2 separate regions of the Homo sapiens genome follow, and region 2 is linked to region 1. Evidence: chromatin loops called from intact Hi-C (ENCODE). Cell type or tissue: B cell. All regions are shown on one strand. Links, peaks and the distances in the headings refer to the core of each region. The heading gives the core; the rest is flanking DNA. Region 1 overlaps ZBTB44 (zinc finger and BTB domain containing 44). Region 2 overlaps ZBTB44 (zinc finger and BTB domain containing 44).

What was found. Hi-C counts contacts between places; a loop is a spot of excess contacts. Peaks named below come from ENCODE experiments on the same cell type or tissue, not always from the same donor. Only the 100,000 strongest peaks of a DNase experiment are listed, where the experiment ranks them.
Region 2: it touches region 1 in a loop (14-fold over the local background); 6 of 110 quality-filtered maps call a loop at or near these places.

Annotation. Positions count from the first base shown.
Region 1 is chr11:130,241,785-130,244,706 of GRCh38, forward strand. The region is part of intron 2 of ZBTB44 (zinc finger and BTB domain containing 44); the gene reads right to left. Among named protein-coding and RNA genes, the nearest start is that of ZBTB44, 72 kb to the right of the region's middle. In B cell, for the core only: no CTCF peak of the experiment used is centred there; no DNase peak of the experiment used is centred there; H3K27ac peaks cover 476 bases.
Region 2 is chr11:130,308,017-130,310,938 of GRCh38, forward strand. All of the region lies in intron 1 of ZBTB44 (zinc finger and BTB domain containing 44), which reads right to left. It also overlaps the pseudogene RN7SL778P. Among named protein-coding and RNA genes, the nearest start is that of ZBTB44, 5.4 kb to the right of the region's middle. In B cell, for the core only: no CTCF peak of the experiment used is centred there; no DNase peak of the experiment used is centred there.

The DNA of each region.
Region 1 (2,922 bases), core at 294-2,793:
ATGAAAAGTATCATGTTTTGTGCCTTATGTTTTTTCTTTAACCCATTGGAGTTGACTTTGTGACCGAATGTCATGAAAGGTCTGCCTTCTCTGCTCTGCAGTGCCTCCTGTGTTGTATGTCATGTATAAATACATAGGTCTGTTTTCGGGTTTTCTATTAGTTCCATCTGCTTATCTGTCCTTGTATTAATGCCAATCTTTAGTTACTGTAGCTTTATAATAAATCTTGCTATCAAGTAGAGAAAGTTCTCTGCCCTTGTTCATTTGCTTTCTGAACATTCTGGCTATTTTTTGACTTCTGCATTCCTGTATACATTTGAGAATCAGCTTGCTGAATACAAGTGGAAATAAATATTCCATTTCTCCCCTTCTATTTGTTTAGAAGTTACACAATATTTTCCTATTTCTTTGTATTGGTTGCCTTAGAAATTAGAGATATACTTTGTTTACCAAAGTCTAAAGTTAAAACCTTTACTTCCTTCTGGATAATACAAAGATCCTAGAAGCTTTAACTCCATTTCCCACCACTTCCATCCTGCCATTTACAAATTGTCTGATATTTTACTTCTTTGTTCTGATTAAGCCCCACAAACATTATCATATATACATGTTCTCACATTTACCTCTGCCTTTGCTGTTCATTCTTGCAAATGAAACCACTCATCTATGCTCACTTCACTTCTGCCAAAAGTCCATTCTTTATAACTTTTTTGGCAATGATTTGCTGATGATCAATTCTTTTTGTTTGAAAACATATTTATTTTCAAATATAAATATTTCATTTATATATTTTTCAAATATAATTCATTCTTGAAAGACATTTTTACCCTGTGTAGAAATCTAGACTGGGAGCTATTTTCTTTCAGCACACTGAGGATATCATCCCACTGGTTTCTGGTGGTGGTAAAAAGTCATATTCTTTTGAAGGTAATGTCTTTTTACATTTTTTTCCCTGAATTTTCTCTACAATGTATCTAGGTCTGTGTTTCTTTTTACTATTCCTGTTTGGGACTGGTGTCTTTCATCAAATCTGGAAAATTCTCAGCCAACCTCTCCTCTCTCTTTAGAGCTTCCATCAAACCTACATTTGTTGTCTTCCGCACCCTTCTCCTCTTTGCTACTGCAGTTTCCACCACTGTGTCTCTCTCTGTGTAGCACTGAAGTAATTTCTTCTAGTTTATCTTTTAATTTCCTAATTCTCTTCTGTTGAGTGCAATGTGCTGCCAAAATGTTCACGGAGATTTTAATTTTGGTTATCATTTTTCTTTTCTAAAAGTCCCATTTGGTACTCCTTAAATCTGCTATGTCACTTTTTATAGTTTACTGTTCTCTGCAATTATTGTTCATGTTTATTTTGTTAAATACAGTAAGCATATTTACTTTATATCTGTGCTTGAAAACTACGCCAAGTGGCAATGCCAATATATTTCTGCTGCATTTAAAAAACACATTTTTTTTTTCCTGTTGGTTCTCTCTCTGCCTTGTTTTCTTGAGTGCTCTGGTAATTTTTCGACTGGTTATTGCCCTTGAAAATTATTTGTAGGAAATTGAGTTGCTGAGGTCAGGATACATAATGCCCTTTTCCAGAGAAGTTTTATGTTTGCTTCTGCTAGGTTCCTGGGCAGCATTAGCTATATGAGATTCACTGTTTGAGATTCCTTGGCCTACCCACTCAAAGTCTGTGTTGTAACAATTTGTAAGTGGTCTAGCAGTAACTTCTCAGGGATGTGTTTTCCTCTCTTTTTCCTTTTCTAGTCCGCTCATTGCCAAGGCAGGTTTTTCTACAGTCCCCTGGAGTTTGGAGGACAGGGAGCAGGTTTAGTTCTGACAGTACAATCCCAAAGGACAATGCACATGAGCATGCTTTTCTCCACAGTATATACTTAGGAATGGAAGTGGTATATGTGTAGGAATGGAGCCGCTAGGTCACTGAATACATTTATCTTCAACCTTATTAGAAAATACTAAATTCTTTTCTAAAATGATTGTACTAAATTTACATCACTGCTAGCAGTATATCAGAGTTGTGTTGCTCCATATCCTTACCAACACTTGGTATTGCAGGATTTTTAAATTATTACCAATCAGGAACGTGTTACAATACACACATTAAGCAGGGAGCAGGTTTAGTTCTAATGTAAACCTGCTCCCTGCTTAACGTGTGGGGCAACTTTTCTAAGACTTTACAACTTTTACACACTCTGAGCTTTCAGTTTCATTTCTCCTGCTCTTTGAGTTGATCAACCAAAGCCCATTTGTGTTTTGGCAAATGTCTTAAAGGCAAAACTGATTTTAGTGCTCTGATGATCTACTTACCTCCCTGGGCCAGGCTTTCTCCCCTAATTTAACCTTGCAGTTCCTTGGCCATCTTTTCAGCTTTTCAAACAGTTTAAAAGTGAATTTTTAAAAACTTAAAATTTGTTGTTTGTGGTGGGACAGTAGACTCAAACAACCTAGCTTATTCTCATTAGGTAATGAACTCTTTACTGAACACAAACCAGCTGTGTTGCACCAAATGAACAAATCTGAGCCTCTGAGAATTTCGGTCTTTTAATAGCAAACAAGCTTTTGGTTATAATATTTTAATGAAAATGAAAATGTGGCCGGGTGCAGTGGCTCATGCCTGTAATCCCAGCACTTTGGGAGGCCGACGTGGGTGGATCACAAGGTCAGGAGATCCAGACCATCCTGGCTAACACGGTGAAACCCCATCTCTACTAAAAGTACAAAAAATTAGCCGGGCGTGGTGGCGGGTGCCTGTAGTCCCAGCTACTCGGGAGGCTGAGGCAGGAGAATGGCGTGAACATGGGAGGCAGAGCTTGCAGTGAGCCAAGATTGCGCCACTGCACTCCAGCCTGGGCGACAGAGAGAGACTCTGTCTGGAAAAAAAAAAAAAAAAAAAGAAAGAAAATGTACTAACTG
Region 2 (2,922 bases), core at 150-2,649, 66 kb after region 1:
TGCGCAACCCTGTAATACCATATTTTTACTGCACCTTTTCTAGGTTTAGATATGCTTAGATATACATATACTTTCCACTGCATTACAAAAGCCTACAGCATTCAGTACAGTAACATGCTGTACAGATACGTGGCCTAGGAGCAACAGGCTATACCATATAACCTAGATGTAGAGTAGGCCATACCATCAAGTTTTGTCTAAGTACACTTTATGATGTTCATACAATGACACAATCGCCTAACGACGCATTTCTCAGAACATATCCCCGTTGCAATCTCTGAGGTTGTTACAGCATCAGTCATGTAGTTCCGTATTCATGGTGACTGAAAATTTATTCAATTTTTATGACTTGTTACATTTAGTTGTGAGGTGGAGCAAAGCAGCTAAGTGCTAACTCTAAACAGCCTTGAATTTGAAACCTGGGTCGGCCACTTATTGTGATACTCTAGGCAAGTCATTTAATGCTTTTAGATACCAGTTTCCTTACTGCAAAATAAGATACTAGTAGCAATGTCAAAGTGTTAATGTGAGATTTAAATAAGATAATGTATAAAATGTTTAGCACAGCTGGCATACAGAAAGGGCATAACAAATGTTAGCATTATTATCAACACTGTATTAGTTCATTCAGCCTACACAACAGGTTCTAGCTGCTACATGGCTACACATACCCATGCAACTGTTTATAGTATTCTTCTTCATCACCTTATATGTTCTAAGAACCTTGGGTAGTGTATGTATTTTACTGAGATTAAAGACAGAATGAGGGTGAATGGGTCCAAGTGCAAGCATTCTCCATCTTCCCACTCCACTCCCTAATGGAACTAGATGTTCACTCTGTTATTGAAAGCAGTGATTGTGGAGTCCTAGTAAGGGAAAAGGAGTCAGGCGGGTGGGAAAAGGGTACAGCAAAAAGAAAAAGCAGATAAGGTATAAGTCTGCCTTTCTTCATGGTCCAAGACACACAGCCCTCTTGCACAAATAACTCACAAGCTTTCTGCACTCAACTTATCACCAGACTCTCAGCTGACAGAAAAATGCAAGTTAGCTCACTGCAACCTTGGCCTTATCAGTACTGCACATAGCCCTCTCTGCAGCACACAGCAGAAGCATCATCCTGTAACATGCCCAGCAAGCCATTGTCTCCTGGCAGTCAGCTTCTCTCTTGCTGATCTGCCCGTTGCACCCTTGCAACCAACCTACTTTCATACTTTCTCTAATAAATCTGCCCTTCTTTACCTACAATTGCCTTGGTAATTCCTTTACCACCTGCAACGCCAGCCTCAGCTAGTGTGACCTATGACAGTGAGGATGAACACAGGAAAACACACTACAGGCACAGTTTTGCTTTTCAGCACTTGGTTGACAGGAGGCTGATAAACTGCCTAATTGTGCTCTGCTTACTTTAGATGAACACTGCTCCCTCTTAAAACTTCATTTGAGATCACATAATTATGAATTTATATCAAATTTGGTCCAACCCAAACAAAATGTGTTATCTCCACTGATCACATATCCAAATGCCTTTTTATCTGTACATAGCATATTTATGCCAGTTTTGTTGTAGATGGAGTCACCTGGGCGCAGTGGCTCACGTCTGTAATTCCAGCACTTTAGGAGGCCAGGATTACACTTCAGGAGGCCGAGGCAGGTGAATCACTTGAGGTCAGGAGCTCGAGACCAGCCTGGACAACATGGTGAAACCCCATCTCTACTAATACAAAAATTAGCTGGGCGTGGTGGTACATGCCTGTAATCCCAGCTACTAGGGAGGCTGAGGCAGGAGAATCGCTTGAACCCAGGGGGCAGAGGTGGATTGCAGTGAGCTGAGATCGAGCCACTGCATTCCAGCCTGGGCAACAGAGGGCGACTGCATCTCAAAAAAAAAAAAAAAAAGTTAAAAAAGTAGATGGAGTCATAAAACCTCTACCAACTACCTGCCTCTTTAAAGACATGATTTAAGTAAAAGCTACAGTTCTATTTTTATGGAATTTTTATTTAAAAATATGGTATCTAGGCCTACGGCTACAGGCTTACATGTGTAATCTTAGCACTTTGGGAGGCCAAGGCAGCAGGATCACTTGAGCTCAGGAGTTTGAGAGATCAGCCTGGACAACATAATGAGAATCTATCACTATTTTAAATCACTATTTAAGAAAAAGAGCTGGGCGCAGTGGTGTGTGCCTGTAGTCCCAGCTACTCAAGAGGCTGAGGCAGGAAGATCCCTTGAGCCCAGAAGTTCTGGACTGTAGTATCCTATGCCGATTGGGTGTCTGCACTAAATTAGGCATCAACATGGTGACCTCCAGGGAGTGAGGGACCACCAGGTTGCCTAATGAGAGAAGTGGCCCAGGTCAGAAACAGAGCAGGTCAAAACTCCCGTGCTTATCAGTAGTAGGATCACATCTGTGAATAGCCACTGCACTCCAGCCTGAGCAACACAGTAAATCCCCCGTCTTTAAAAAAAAAAAAAAGTAAGCATGGAATCCACTTCTCTGCTAACTTCTAAAAACTAGTCTTAGTTCTCTTTGCCAGAGGAAGCAGAATCTAATTTTAAAATTTAAAAGTACTTCTATGTGGCTTCACATAACATAATTTGTCTATTGCTAATTCTTCTGAGCTTGATGTGAGAATGTAGTAGATACTAAAAGGAGTATGGTAAAGGTAAACAATACTTCATCTTTAAAAACTAATTTTAATGAGGTTTATCCAAATATAGTTTTTTTTTGTTTTGTTTTGCTTTTGAGATGGAGTCCCGCTTTGTCACCCAGGCTGCAGTGCAATGGCGCAATCTTGGCTCACTGCAACCTCCCCGGTTCAAGCAATTCTCCTGCCTCAGCTTCCCAAGTAGCTGAGACTACAGGCATGTGCCACCATGCCCGGCTAATCCAAGTATAGTTTTAAAACATTATTTTGACTTCT